Regions from separate parts of the Homo sapiens genome. Here region 2 is linked to region 1. A link is a contact called in ENCODE Hi-C or POLR2A ChIA-PET data. All regions are on one chromosome and are shown on one strand. The core of a region is the stretch at or near the end of the contact, and the rest is flanking DNA. Distances in the headings are between cores, read along the strand shown.

Region 1 (7,728 bases), core at 2,472-4,971:
GCAATCTTGACACGCCCAGTATTACTCGATCCCTGCCTCACTTAAGGCGAATATTGGAATGAGAGGGAGAGGATGGCGTGGCATTGAATCTACTCACATTCATATATAAAAAGTAAATTAGAGAACTGTAATTGTTATTAAATTACAAACAACAAAATAGGTAACTGAGTATTGCAGTCACCAGTGTGAATGACTGGAGGTGTTGTCTGCTGACCTCATGGCCTGCCATTGCTGTGAGGGGCATGGCACCAGACGAGTGATAGGACTAGGTAGCTTTTCTCTTTCTCCCTCCCTGCCCCGCCGCCACCCCCACTTCTTCTCTTCTGTTGTCTCTTTTTTTCTGAGACAGTATCTGTCACCCAGGCTGGAATGCAGTGGTGGGATCATAGCTTACCACAGCCTCAATCTCCTGGGCTCAAGGGATCCTCCTGCATCAGCCTTAGCCCCCCTGGGTAGCTGAGACTAAAGGCACATGCCACCATGCCCAGCGAATTTTTAAAGTTTTTGTTTGTTTGTTTGTTTTTTATAGAAAATGGGTGTCACTTTGTTGATCAGGCCTGTCTTGAACTCCTGGCATCAAGTGATCCTCCTGCCTCAGCCTCCCAAAGAGCTGGGATCACAGGTGCAAGCCACTGTGCCCAACCCTTTTCACTTTCTTAACCCTGAGATTTTGATTCTGTCATGACCAAAATTTCACAAGGAAAATTGTCTTAATGATTCGCCTCTCTTCTGAAATTTTTTAGTATTATGATTCATTAATAGTATGACTTGATGCTAAATGTCCAAAACATTGTTTAATAAAATCAGTTGAAGAGTATACACTGGGACTCTTAAACTCCTTTTAAAAATTATCTGGATATAATCTCTTATGCTGTGTAATTATAAGTTGTACTTCTTATCTCATAACTTTAAATACTCAATTCAAGCAGAACCATTTTCAGAATCAAAGTCCTATTGAAAATGTAAACATTAGACTTCTTGAAAAAATATATACATGGCAGATCTACTGTGGTTGAAATTAAATGACAAGAGTGTCACCAGTAATGCGGTTTCTGTTATTGCACGGGTTCCACAGGTGTAAAAATAACCCTTACTAGCACCCTGTTTTACTAGCTGGACACTTGCCGAAATGGTCAGGAACACAAAAGTGAAGCAGCTGTGTATCGGACAGCTGTGGACAAGATGTCCATAAGCAGTGCTATAAGGACCCACCAAAGCACAACTTCAGATGACTTGGCAGGGCGGTGACATGCTGGGAAGCAACAGTCATGGGCTGTGCATTTTCACAGAAGTGTTCAAGGAACTCCAGGGTAATTTACAAATGGCCACTTTGCCATATGCCTGAGACACTGGAAAGATTTTTAGTGGGTGGCATCCTATAGACCAGGGATTGTTTTGATGCCAGGGAGCTCGAGCTGATACTGGACATTGGAAGGTGTGTCAGGTTTTCTGATAGACAAATTATGTTTCACTAATAGAATGTTTTGTTTGAGGTAGGGAATATTTTTAAGAGGACAAGGAAAGCCAATAGGTATATTTTTAAAAATTATGAACATATATGTATAAGAAACAGTATAATGAAACAAGCGCATTACAAAGAATAATGATAAAACACATTGTGTGTTAGCTTTTGGCAGAAGGAATATAAGCTTAAAAGTTTTTTAAACAACTTTCTTTGGCAAAAGAAGTAGAGGCAGTGGCAATCAAAGAAAAAATAAGGGATTCAGACAAAGCGTACCTAGTATTAACTGTTAGTACCACAGATACTAATGCTGGTTTTTAATTAAAACGACCCAATCAGTAATGTCTTTGAGATTGCCTAAATTTACATTTTGCTCTCAAGTATTTTTAAGTCATAAAACAGCAAGCCAGTGGGGAAAATAAACTGAAAGATGGTTTGCCACAGGCCTGAAACTGTGAGTGGGGAAGTTGGCATACTAAATTGTAATACAGACAGATGTGAGGTAATGCATTTAAGGGGGGGAAAAAGACTACATTCTACACACAAAGTAATGGGCTCCAGGCTTCTTGTGAGTATTTCAGATAGGAATCATTCAGTTTCTAATGGGTATTTGGCCGATGTGGTGCTTATTGTAGCCAGGAACGTTCCGGGCAAGGAAGCGCTGGGCGATTCCAGGAGAGATATAAAGAAAATATTTCAAGATCTGACACACTTTGAATTGTGTGTGTGTGTGTGTGTGTGTGTGTGTGTGTGTGTGTGAACTGCTTGGTAGGAAAGCTACAAGAGAGACTGGGAAAGGCTAAGGGAGGGGCGACTGAAAGAGGTACCAAACCATGAGAAGAAATTACAGTCAGGAGGGACGCTGCAGTCTGGAAAGATGAAGCTGTGATTAAAAACCATGATAAACACGTGCTCAACAGACTTCTTTATCAAACCCTGCAGAAGGGAACAGAAGAAAGCAGTTGCTGCTTGAGGGGGAAAGTTAATGGAAGAAGAAAATAACTTGTTTTCGACAGTTGACAAAGCAGTTTCACCTTTGTCATCTCACCTGACCTGTACCCAGCACTGAGGAGAAGGCTGGGGACAAGTCATTATTCACATTTGACAGATGAGCAAACAGATCAGAGTAAGTGACTCGGCTAAGTCCACACTGTCAGCTCTGCGGTCAGGATCAAACCTGGCTCTGACTCAGGTCCCCTTGCACTTGGCCCACCTCTGAGTTGCGAAAACTTGGGGTCTGTACCACAGCATGGAAGACTTAGGATCACTGTGAAAAACTGTGACTTAAGATCACAGTGAAAAACGGCAAATGCAAATACTGTTAAAGCCTTGACTCGGTGGTATGAGCAGAACTCATAAGAGTTGAGTCAGAGAGCAGTCCAGGTGTCTTCAGCTCAGATAGCTGCCCTTGCTAGAGAGGCTGCTGGTTGAACAGTAATTTATCAGCTTGATCCAACATAAAGTTTCTTCATTTTTATTTATACTGTACTGTCGTGTCAGCTGTTTTTGTTGTTGTTGTTGTTGTTGTTGTTTTTCTTTTTCTTTTCTTTTTGGCTTCAGAAATGGCCTCAGCTACGCAAAAATAAAGAAGGATCTGAAAGATCAGTCTTGTTGTAAAGAAGACAGCAGGTGACATGGTAGATGACCGCACATTGTTCATTCCCAAGGTCATGGGTAGTGCCAGGATTTTCAGACGCAAATGATGCATATGTAAAGATGACTGGACCATCTGTGTCTCTTCAGATCCTGTTGCAATTACCAAGTGTTCCCAGCAAGGGTTAATGTGGTGTGTGAACCTGACTAACCTCAGGTTCTAGTTCTCCCTCCCTGAGTAGAGAGTCTAGGAGCCAAGTTCAGACTGGCTCAGTCTGGAGGAATTCACAAGTGAGGCAGGTTTAATGGAAGAACAGATACTCTGAGGTTTTGGAGGGCCTGTGATGTGCTTGTCAGCGGGTTCCTGCTTCTGCCACCCCCACCACGGAGCACCAACCATGTGGTTTGTTCTTTGTGTACTTTGTTAGCTAAACTCTCAAGTGTCAAGTTGATGGCACTTTTTTTTTAGGTTCATGGACACTGTTACTGTCCAATAATTTGTAAGTCAGCAATGCTTTGTTTTATCAGTAAAATAAAACACTATATTAGGAATAGCATGATCAGAACAGGGTGGTTTCCTAATTTTTAGATTGCTGGCCTTTTCTAGAAAATAAAGGCAAGGTGTGCATACTTGAGGTTTGAGGGCTACCATTGCCTCCTGGCAGAGGAAATGAGTAGGCCTGATAGTTGCTAGGTTAAAAAGAAACAGTAGTTGAAATACTGAGAAAAGTTTAATGAAAAGTAACTTTGGCTCTTAAGTAGAACAGTTTGAGGACAGTGAAAAATTCAGTAGCTAAGGGTTGTGTGCTCTCTACACAGGGATGGTGTGTGGATTTGTGGATAAGGTATGCAACAGAGTACTCCTCTTTGAGCATTTTTATATCTTGAATTAACTATAGCACAGGAGTTGGCAGACTATGGCTTGTGGGCCAGATCTGGCCCGCTGCTTGTTTTTGTGTGGCCACGAACTAAGGATAGTTTTTACGTATGTACAAAAAAAAAAATGGTTTTCTAAAAAAGTATTTCATAATGTGAAAATTCTATGAAATTCAAATTTCAGTGTCTGTAGATAAGTTTGATTGGAACAGAGCCACACTCATTTGTTTGCCAGTTTGTAGCTGCTCAAACAGCAGAGGTGAGTCATTGTGACAGAGACTGTGTGGCCCGCAGAGCCTAGAATTATTTACTGTCTAACCCTTGCAGGGAAAGTTAGTCAGTTTCTGCTACAGTAAAATATTGCTGGTAGCTGAAATTAGGAGTTTTCACCTCTTTTCCTGCGTTTTATTTTTTAATTTTAATTTAATTTTATTTATTTTATTTTTTTTTAGAAATAGGGTCTTGCTCTGTCACACAGGCTAGAGTACAGTGGCGCCATCATGGCTCAATGCAGCCTCTACCCCCCAGGCTCAAGGCATCCTCCTACCTCAGCCTCTTGAGTATGTGGGACCACAGGTGCATGCCACCACACCTGGCTAATTTTTAAAATTTTTTGAAGAGACAAGGTCTCACTGTGTTGCCAAGGCTGGTCTCAAACTCTGAAACTTAAACAGTCCTCCTGCCTGGGCCTCTCAAGGTGATGGGATTACAGGCATGAGCCACTGTGTCTGGCTGAGAAGCCAGGTCTTGAGAAGCCAGGTGGCTCAGAAGGCCTAGCTGACAGTGTAGGGGAGACAGAGGTCCCCTCCAACCTCCCTTTAGCTCTTAGTGGGCTCTTCAGCTGGATCTAGAAGTCAGGTTGACATCAGGCAGATTAATAGGAGAAAGGAATACAAATTTTCTTAGTGTTACTTGCACCTGGGAATCTTTAAAAGAGTGAAATCCAAAGGAATTGGCCAAAGCAAGACACTTTTATGCTGAGAACGATACATTTGAGAAGAAATGACAAGAAAAAATCTGGGGCAGTACATTTCTAGGGGAGTCACTGGGAGGATACATGGGGAGTATAAAACAGGTAGAAGATAAGGGCTACTTCCAGAAATTTCCTTATTCAGGTTAGTTGCATCTTCCAAACCCTAGTCTCTGGGATAAGGGCTATTTTCTCGCCTGAATAGGTGAGGGGCCCCTCCCAAAGGAATCTTTGTGGCTTGCTACATGCAGGAAGACCCAGGTCACCTGGCTTGTTGGGGTCAAGTTGGAATCTACAACTTTTTCAGTGTTTTCAGCTCACACTAATCAATATAAAAATCCGGCATATTTTGGGATGGCATGTCCTTCACTCTTTGAACAACATCACCAAGACCTCAATACATGTGTAGGGTCACCTTGGATCACCAGCCCTCGCTGAGCTGTCGCAGGAACACAATGTTGAGCCTCCTTGAGTTCTTGACCCATGTCATTATGAGCCAATAAAATGGCAGTGGTTTTAAGCCATGAAGTTTTGGGGTGTTTTTTACGCAGTGTTACTTAACTGAAAAGGACTAGGGATGTATGCTAGCCTTTTTATTGTCATTCATGACAGAGGGAAAATACCCTCTCATCCAGGATGTTAGTAAAGAATGTAGTTAAATCCTTCTGCCACTTGAGTTCCTGGTACGTGTGGCTCATCTAAGACATTAAATGCTATTTTTATGATTATAAAAACAATGCATGCTTATTGGAGAAGATTTAGAAAAGGATAGAAAATTCTAAAGCACAATATTTAAATTACTCATAATTCGGCCATCTAAAGATAATCACGATTAATACCAGCCTTTTCTTTAAAAATATATTCTTGTTTTATAAAATTTATTTATAGTTTTGTACTCTGCTTTATTCGTGTAGTAAACAAGCATATTTCAAAAACATAATTTTTAATGACCACAGCAGCCCATTTAAGTGGATTTAAAAATCCACATAATTCAAAAGTAGTGCATGGTCTTCATTTTTTGTTTCTAGGTTTGCTAGAGTATTTTTTTTTAAAGGAATCCTTTTTAAAGACAGCTTTATTGAGATATAATTCACATATGATATAAAGTGTACAATTCAAATACCATTTAGAATATGCAATTCATTGCTTTTTAGTATATTTACTAAAATGTATATATTTTTATATACTATTTAAATATAGGGGTTGTATAACCATTCTCAATCTAATCTTAGAACATTTTCATCCTCTCTAAAAGAAACCTAAACCTTATTTCCCCCAACCCCTACCCCCAGCCCTAGGCAACCACTAATCTGCTTCCTGTCTCTGTAGATTTGTATGTGGGCTTTTGTGACTGGCTTTGTTCATTTGGCATAAGGTTTCCAAGGTTCATCCACATTGTACCTTGTAACAATACTTAATTCCTTTTTATGGGGGTCAAGGCATATTCTATTGTGTGGATAGACCACATTTTGTTTATCCTTTCACCCATTAATGGACCTTTGGATTGTGTTCATGTTTTGGCTATTACGAATAATGCTGCTATGAACATTTGTGTAGAAGTTTTTGTGTGGACCCATGTTTTTATTTTTCCTGGGTACATACCTAGTAGTGAAATTGTTGGGTTATATGGTACCTCTGTGTTTAATTTTCTGAGGAATGGCCAAAGCAACTGTATAATTTTACATTCTTACTAGCAATGTATGAAGTTTCTAATTTCACTGCATCCATGCCAATACTTGATATTGTCTGTCCTTCTTCTTATAGCCATCCTAGTAGGTATGAAAGAGTAGTATCTCATTGTGGTTTTGATTCACATGTTCCAAAGGACTGATGATATTGAGGAGGTATCCATATACTTATTGGCCATTTTTGTATCTTCTGGAGAAATAGCTATTCAGATATTTTGCCCATTTTTTAATTAGGTTGTCTTTTTATTGAATTGTAAGAGTTCTGTATATATTTTGAGTAAAAGTCACTTGTCAGATTTGCAAATATTTTCTCTCATTTTATTAGTTTTCTTTTCACTTTGATAGTATTGTTTGCAGCATTAGGTGTAAATTTTGATATAGTCCACTTCCTCTAGTTTGTTGCTTCTGCCGTTGGTGTCACATCCAAGAAACCATTGCCTAACACAAGTCACAAAGATTTTAGAGAATTTTTTAAATGTTATTTTATTCATTTATCTTACACTTTATAGCTCATTCTGCTGTATTTTTAAAAAGGCAGATCCTTCAAGGACAATACATAGGGAACACATTCTTTTTCATAGCTGTCTAATACTCTAGGTATAAGTAGACCTTAATGTATTCAACCATTTCCTATTGATAGACATAACCTATTTCCAGTTTTTTGGGTTTTGCCACAAATAAGACTGCAAAACTGTGTACATTTATTATTTTGTTCTGGTGTCTTTATTCCTAAAGGATACATTACCTAGGGCGGAATGGGAAGCTTCCTTCGGAATCTAAGTACCAAGATTTGTCTGACATTAGAATTTGAGCACTCCAGTCTGCTGGCTAGGAAAAAAATAGGAATCTGCTGGAGAAGAGTTTTCATCACAGCAAACTCATTTCATAAAGCTGGGTTGCCTTCACATTCTGTTGCTCTTTCAACAGCTTATTTTTATTTATTTATTTATTTATTTTTTACTGTCTTCAAGGAAGTAAAACAGACTTTTCCCCATAGAACGACAAAGGAAAGAAATGCAGAAAGGTTTGGGAAATAGCCACTAAGAAAAGTATGCCGGTGTTCATTCTCAGTCTTGTATTTGGAGTGTGTGTGTATGTATGTGTGTTCTCTTTATCATGCACTGCTAAAAAGAATTCAG
Region 2 (7,728 bases), core at 2,501-5,000, 110 kb after region 1:
AATACCTGAGGCTGGGTGATTCATAAGGAAAAGAGGTTTATTTGGCTTGCAATTCTGCAGACTGTACAAGAAGCATGGTGTCAGCATCTGTCGCTGGTGAGACCCTCAGGAAGCTTCTACTCATGTTGGAAGGCAGTAGGGAGCTGGCATGGCTTGGCGAGAGGCAAGGAAGGAGAGGGGAAGGCTCTTTTCCATAAGCAGTTCTCCCTATGGCACCAAGCCATTTATGAGGGACCCACCCCCATGACCCAGTCACCTCCCACCGAGCACCACCTCCAACATTGGGGATCACATTGCAACATGAGGTTTAGAGGGGACAAATATTCAAACTGTATCACTGGGAGATGGGGCTACCGGAAGTCAAGCCATTCCCCTCCCATGGCACCCTTTTCCACCTGAAGTAGGATAACTTGCACACGGACAAGAACCAGGTGTCTCTGCTCCCTGATGCAAAGTCAGCACCGCTCATGGTACCAGGCATATGATGGATGCTCAATACGTATTTTTTAAGTGAATCTATGAATACTTTTTTTTTTTTTTTTTTTTTTGAGACAGGAGTTTGCTCTGTCACCCAGGCTAGAGTGCAGTGGCGCAATCTCGGCTCACTGCAGCCTCCGCCTCCCAAATTCAAACGATTCTCCTGCCTCACCCAGCCTCCTGAGTAGCTGGGACTACAGGCATGCACCACCACATCTGGCTAATTTTTGTATTTTTAGCAGAGACGAGGTTTCGCTGTTGGCCAGGCTGGTCTCAAACTCCTGATCTCAAGCTATCCGCCCACCTTGGCCTCCCAGGGTGCTGGGATTACAGGTGTGAGCCACCGTATTCTCAGCCTCTATGAATGAATATTGAGAGTGATGAGGGGGTTTTGAGGTTTAATAAAAATGGAAAAGGTTCAAAAGATAGATAACACTTCCATACTACTTTTTATGCACCAGGCTTTGTTCTAAAAACTTTATAACTAACTCATTTAATCGTTAAGTACTATTATTACCTCCCAGTTTCCAAATGCAGACCAAGAGGTTGAATAACTGTCCCAAGGTCACACAGGTAATGAACACGGAGCTGGACCGGGAGGGCTCTTAGCTGTGTAAGGTGGCTGAGGCTCGTGAGACCCCGGCTAAAGCTGTAGCTGTAAATCTACAGTCTCCCTGGTTCAGGGCTGACCTCCAGCAGCTGGTGTGTGTAGGAATCCTTGGAGTTAACACCCGCTGGTGTTACGAGTTTGTGCTCAGCATTCTCTGGGTCAACTGGGAGAATCCACCAGGATTCTCATTCAGGTCTCTTTGTGTCAACATCTGCCTACAACAGCGCATCGTGCTAGAGAACAGAGGTTCCTAGCCCAGGCATTCACAGACCCAGTTAAATGTTCCTCCACTGAAATGCAGCAGTGTGCCCTTTTCCCAGTGCTTCCCCCCAGAAATTCAGTTAATAGGTATAATTTTCTCTACTGCAAAATTTTAACCCATTAATGCTTTCTAAACCTTTGATATCACCTGCAGCTTGGCAGTACTCGAATCTAATAGATAAACTTTGGTATGACTTGTGGGTTTGTACATGTTTATATCCTCAGGAGTTTTAGGTATTCATCAAGGAGCCCCATAAGTGAGCCATACGTTTGAGAACAACTGTGTGTAGACTTGCTGATAAAGTAGACAGACTTTTTTTTTCTTTTTTGTTTTTTTTTTGAGATGGCGTCTTGCTCTGTCACCTAGGCTGGAGTACAGTGGCACGATCTCGGCTCACTGAAACCTCCGCCTCCTGGGTTCAAGTAGTTCTTCTGCCTCAGCCTCCCGAGTAGCTGGGATTACGGGTGTGCACCACCACACCCAGCTAATTGTTGTATTTTTAGTAGAGATGGGGTATCACCATCTTGGCCAGGCTGATCTTGGACTCCTGACCTCGTGATCCACCTGCCTTGGCCTCCAAAAGTGCTGGGATTACAGGCGTGAGCCACCGCGCCTGGCAAAGTAGACAGATTTGATCTGTCTCTTTTCAGTGTAATAATTTAGCTAATGTTTAAGGTAGGGGAGGTATAGAATGTAATCTGTATGGGTGTTTTTTCCTAAGGGGGGACAACTAGTCAATGATTTGCTGTATAATATTCAAAAGATTTCTTGACCATATTTGTAGCATGAATAATGGTTCTTTGTCGCTGTGAGACATAGCTTTCTGTGGCTCTGCACAGCAACTTGAATCAGAGAGGAATGGCGGGATTCTGTAAAGGTAGTTCGTGATGGGAGCTCAGTGAGGGGTTGAGCAGCAAAACCAAAATCGGTGTGTCCCCTGGGGCAGGGACTGTGTCTTGTGGGCCTCAAAAATAACTGCCTCGGAGCAGACCCCACTCAGTACATGTCTGTATGTCAGTTGGGAGCACAAAACAGGTGTAACATTAAAATTTCTTAACAGAGTTTTGAATGAAAATAATCATTATCATCTTCAGTATAGTATAGTACACAGCACCGTGTGAAGTATTTTGACATACTCTTACCTGTAACCCTCAAAACAACCTTCAAGGTAGGAATTAGGCTCTTTTTCTGGAAAATGAAGCTAAACTGTGGAGTGATTTGGTAACTTGCCCAAGATCTCACAGCTCGTAAATGGAGGCGCCAGGACACACACACACACCTTTCTGGCTCGCAAACCTACGTTCTCTCTACTGCACGTGGAGACTAGACTTCCTCAGTCTCCATGTTTGAAGGCCCATCCAACCACCTTTCTACAGAGGCCAAGAACCCCTTTTCATTTCTCTAGATCAGATGTGAGAAATTTTCTTTTCACCCAGTGGCTATTTACTGCCTGTTTTGCATTAGCAAAACTCAATTTATTATATTTTGAAAGGAAATAGAAAATGTTTCACTCATCTAATTTCAAATAACAAGGTGAAACTCTACTCAGGAATTACATGAGATTAAAATTTATAGCTCAGTTATTGTCAATAAGAAAAAAGAAAGGGAAGAGGCATCTTTAAAACTTGCCAAAACTCTAGATGGCAAAAATCAGAATCAAGTACCAATGCTGTTTATCTTTAATGATCAAAACCAAAGACTTTTTCATTCTTAAGGTGGTTAAATATTATCAGAATTGATTATTAACAGTATTTACAACTAAGAAGTTTGAAAGGACATTTTAATTACTTTTGTATTTTTTATAAAATGCTCATTGTAAAAAAAAAAAAAAACAGAAAATGAAAAATTCAAGCAGTATAGTAGAAAAGGATCAGAATTCCCTCCAATTGCATCATTAGCATCTCTGAATATGCCCAACATGTATGGTGTTTACAGTAATGGAATCTCACCATTTATGCTGTTTATTATCCTGGAGATTGCACACGTGTCAGTGGACATAGAGCTTTTTTGAAATATTACTTCCCCATGATTTTAAAGGAAGGAAAACCTAAGCTTCCTTTGGGAAGTGCAGAGGGACCCGTTTTATGAAAATCTGCTCTCAGGGAGAAGTGGCTCCATCTTGTGGCCCTCTGGAGTTTGGTCATGAAAAACAGCCAAGGTCGTGTTGTGTTTTTTTTGCAACTCTCCTCGGAAATGGTGTCAACCCTGGGCTTGTCCAGTTAACTTGGTGGAAACCAGCAGGGACAAGGCAGTCCCCATCTGCCGGCAGAGCAGGAGCGAGGGTGCTATGGTCACAGGGGTTGCCCCCTTCTCCCCTGCTCTCTTGAGAAGCTTAGCTCTGCCCTCCCAGCTTCTAACACTGGGCTCCCCACAATTTCCTCTTTCATCTCGACTTCAACACTGTTAGAGAAGCTATTTTAGCAGCCAGGTTGCTCTGCCTCAGCCTTGTAGTCAGGGCTTTGGGGGTAGAAGACAGAGGCGCTAGGTGGAGTGTAATATCCCTTAAAAGGAATTTGAGAAAGATAGTCACATGTCCTCTTGCCTTACACGATCATATCCAAGGTTTGACCATACAAATTCCATTTGGAATGTTGGAAAAAAATCTGTTTGGAGATAAAATTGAATTTTCTTTTCTGTGTAGAGATGGTGAACACAGATGTGATTGGTAAGCAGTACAAATGTGGTCATTTTCTGTAAATAAGACCCTAATGGCTGGAGGTTTTCACTTTGTATGAACACCATAGGCGTATGTATTTTACATCTAAGGAAGCAATCTTTTGATTGGATGTTTTTTTCCTTTTTCTTTCTCTCCTATGCAGTACATAGTGGAATGTCATGGGATCACCCTTCTTCCCCAGTTCTTGGGCATGTACCGGCTTAATGTTGATGGAGTTGAAATATATGTGATAGTTACAAGAAATGTATTCAGCCACCGTTTGTCTGTGTATAGGAAATACGACTTAAAGGTGAGACTGATTTTATGAATTTTTGTAAAGTAACTCAAGCTTACTCTTCTACATTGTAAATGTTGTCATTGATCATCAGAAATGCTTAGGAGCCGCTCAGCACTTAAAGCTACCAGACAAGTAGCAGTGTATTCCTTCCTGTGAGGCAATAAGTGCTTGCTGGCCTCACCAAAAAACACTGGCACATGTTAGAGATATCACATCTACTTAAATATTCAGCCAACTGCATACCAGGCACTGTTCTAGATGCTGGAAGTGATGGGATGAACAAACCAAACCTGCACTCGGGGAGCTGACATTCTGGTGGGTAAAGACAGGCAGTAAGTAAAAGTGATAAGTTAGTCATAGAGCATACCCAGAAGTGGTAAGTGCTATAGACAGAATTAAAGAGGGGGAGGGTTTTAAATAGTCCTGTCAGGGAAGGTTCCCCTGAGAAAGATGACATTGGAGCAGACTTGAAGGAGATGAGGAAATGAGCTGAGGAAGAATATTGCTGGCAGAGGGAACTGTAAGTACAGAGACCATTTCAAAGGCTTGGAGATAAAGGGGGGCCCCTGGAAATTCTGAGAGTGGAGTGACATAATCTGGCTTCTGGTATCACCAATTCAGGGGAGAATGTTCAAGTTAGGGGTTGGAAAACTATGACTTTCCTGAATTCCAAATCCTACTTGAGGGACTTTTTTTTCTTTTCTTTTCTTTTTTTTTTGAGAAAGAGTCTTCCTCTGTTGCTCAGTCTGGAGCGCAGTGGCTCAATCTTGGCTCATGGCAACCTCTGCCCCACTGGCTCAAGCAGTCCTCCCACGTAGCTGGGACCACAGGCACGCACCACCATGCTCAGCTAATTTTTTGTATTTTTTGGTGGAGACAGGATTTCACCATGTTGCCCAGGCTGATCTTGAACTCCTGAGCTCAAGCAATCCACCCACCTTGGCCTTCCAAAGTGCTGGGATTATAGGCATGAACCACCGCGGCTGGCTGGGCCAATTTTATAAATACATTTTTATTGGAATACCACGATGCCCCTTGTTTCTGTATTGTCTGTTACTGCTTTTGCACTGTAATGGCAGAGTTTGGTAGTTACCGCAGAGACCATTTGGGACCACAAAGCCTAAAACGTTTACCCACTGACTGTTTGCAGAAAAGTTTGCCAAACTCTGGTCTCTGACATTTGGTTCTCAAGTTTTTTGGTCTCAACGCTTTCACGCTCTTACAAGAGGACACTCGAAAGCTTTTGCAGATGTGAGTTGTGTCTGTGGATATTTACAGTATTAAAAATTAATATAAGAAATATTAGAATATGTAGTTTCTTTAAAAATGAGAAAAACATTACATGTTAACATTTTTATGAAAAATAACTATTTTCCAAAAGCAAAAACATGAATGAGACAAGTAGCATTGTTTTACATTTTTGCAAATCTCCGTAATGTCTTGACTTAATGTGAGATAGTTGGAATGTCCTGTCTGATTCCGCTGTCAGTCTGTGTGGTGTTATGCCGCTGAAGTATGTGAAGAAAATCTGAACTCACACAATAATGAAGTTTGGAAAGTTGTTAAAGCATGTTTTAACAACTTTTTTGGATAATTGTAGATATTCTTCTTTGATACTACACCAAAGCTTGACAAGAGGTAATTTCTCAAAGCTTAGTTACATTATGAAATCTGAAATCATATCAATGAACTTTTTGTACTCTTCATCGAAATCCATTGATTGGTTTGCATGCATTGTTTGAATGTGTGATTTTGCCAAGGCATGCACTTGCCATTTGGAACACATTGGTTCACTGAGTTATTTGACTCTTCCAAATATTGACACATTTCATTATACAGTATCAAAAAGTCATAACAGTGTTACCACCAATGTCATCAGAAAAGTCTTTTACATATTGGGAAGCGGTCAGGCCCAGGATGGTGGATATAAGTTTTTTAAAAATCAGTTTTTTACTTGGAATCTCAAATTTTATCACTGGCCACAAGCCCTGTCAGTTGTTTTCTGTGAAATGACCACATGTAGCAAGCACCCCAGCATACAGGGGAGCCTAGCAGCTTCATTCATTTTGTAGCAAACATCAGTCACATGCCCAGATCTAAATAAACATAGACTGTCAGTTGTTCTTTCAAGTAAAAGTGTTGTTTCATGAAAAAGATGGCCAGTTCAACTCATAACTCAAACCGTCACGAAAACAGTTCTTAAGAAATCATTCCTTCTTTATAAACAGAAGTGCTTTATGTATATTTCCTGCACAGAATATTGAAAAGACGTGTACTCCTGGGTCTAGATTTGATACATTTAATGTTATGCTTTCATGTGTTTACTAGATGCCTACTTGTATGACACACCATCTTAGCCAGAAGTTCAGCAACTCGTACACAGCTCACAAGTCACAAAAACCAGGATGTGTGGCTTCAGAGGTTTCTGAAATGACGCTGGGTTTCTTAGATGGTGCTGGTTTTTTTCATTGTTTTTTTTTTTTAAATCACAAACACTACTAATACCCACTGTTGCCACTGTTTGACTTATGCTAAACTGCTAGCAGTTCTTCCCACCATTGTTTTTGCATTATTTATACAAATATCAAGACGCTGAAAAAGGCAAATAATTTCTCAGTATTATTATAAAAATAGTTTTGGCTTTGTATAGTTTTGGTCTTGGGACCCCAGGGTTCTGAACCATGCTTAGAGAAATGCTAGTCTAAGTGAAGGAAATGGTCTGGGCTTGTCTCCTAACCTCTGAAGTCCCCACACACTGGATCCACTTCCCAAATACACCCTTGTCCTGTCCTGTCTTAAAGTCTTCGCCCAAGCAAGCCATTTTGTGCCCCTGGAATTGCCCCTGGGGAAATCCCAGCCATCCTCCAGGGCCCTTGCCAGCACCAGCTCTTTTCGTGAAGCCTTGGCGGTACTGCTCAGAGCACACAGGACTCTGTCTGACTTCCCCAGGGAAGAAAGCCAGAGTGACCTCTAAAGTCACATGTTGTTCTTTTATGACTTGTTAACCTTGTGTAAGTTGCTGAACCTCTATGACCCTCCGTCTCTTCATCTGTTAAAATAGGGATAATTTTACCTACATTTGCAGGGATGTTTTGAGAATTAAATAAGATACATATGTATTGTGTCCAGCGTGAGGCATGGCATATGGGAGTTAATGAATCTTGGTTGCCTCATTCATTCTCCTGATGTGTAAGTGCCTCAAGGGCAAGTATGTTCTTCTACTTAACTTTTTTTTTTTTAATCCCCCTGCAATGCCTAAGATAGCGCCTCGGACAAGTAGGCATCTGGTAAACATATCTTGGAGTAAATTATACTTAGAGATTGGATATTCTAGTTTTAATTTGCCTTGCTTTTTTCACAGTTTCATCTCCCTTTCTGGCTTGTGGCATAGATAAACTCTGTTCTTGCCAGTGCTCTCAGTTGTG

The links. Hi-C counts contacts between places; a loop is a spot of excess contacts on that map. ChIA-PET counts read pairs that join two places held with the same protein, here RNA polymerase II (POLR2A). Pooled maps may share reads with other maps.
Region 2: a loop to region 1 is called in a map of natural killer cell, with 7 times the contacts of the local background. The contact joins two enhancer-like sites. A Hi-C loop is called at or near these places in 1 of 168 maps with a recorded cell type or tissue (natural killer cell) and 10 of 50 pooled maps. POLR2A ChIA-PET finds 5 or more read pairs at or near these places in 5 of 52 experiments (T-cell, activated B cell, activated CD4-positive, alpha-beta T cell and 2 more).

Annotation. Positions count from the first base shown.
Region 1 is chr10:22,678,329-22,686,056 of GRCh38, reverse strand. The region is part of intron 1 of PIP4K2A (phosphatidylinositol-5-phosphate 4-kinase type 2 alpha); the gene reads left to right. Among named protein-coding and RNA genes, the nearest start is that of PIP4K2A, 32 kb to the left of the region's middle. RefSeq lists enhancers at 2,004-2,073, 2,614-2,833, 3,574-3,693. Within about 2 kb of position 3,721, at least 19 of the 41 ENCODE cell types and tissues checked have a DNase peak (open chromatin) inside an H3K27ac peak, as active enhancers do; they include natural killer cell, where a contact is called at or near this core.
Region 2 is chr10:22,569,898-22,577,625 of GRCh38, reverse strand. PIP4K2A (phosphatidylinositol-5-phosphate 4-kinase type 2 alpha) reads left to right here. Exons shown (of 10, transcript NM_005028.5): 5 at 4,169-4,315. Among named protein-coding and RNA genes, the nearest start is that of LINC03027, 140 kb to the right of the region's middle. Within about 2 kb of position 3,750, at least 3 of the 41 ENCODE cell types and tissues checked have a DNase peak (open chromatin) inside an H3K27ac peak, as active enhancers do; they include natural killer cell, where a contact is called at or near this core.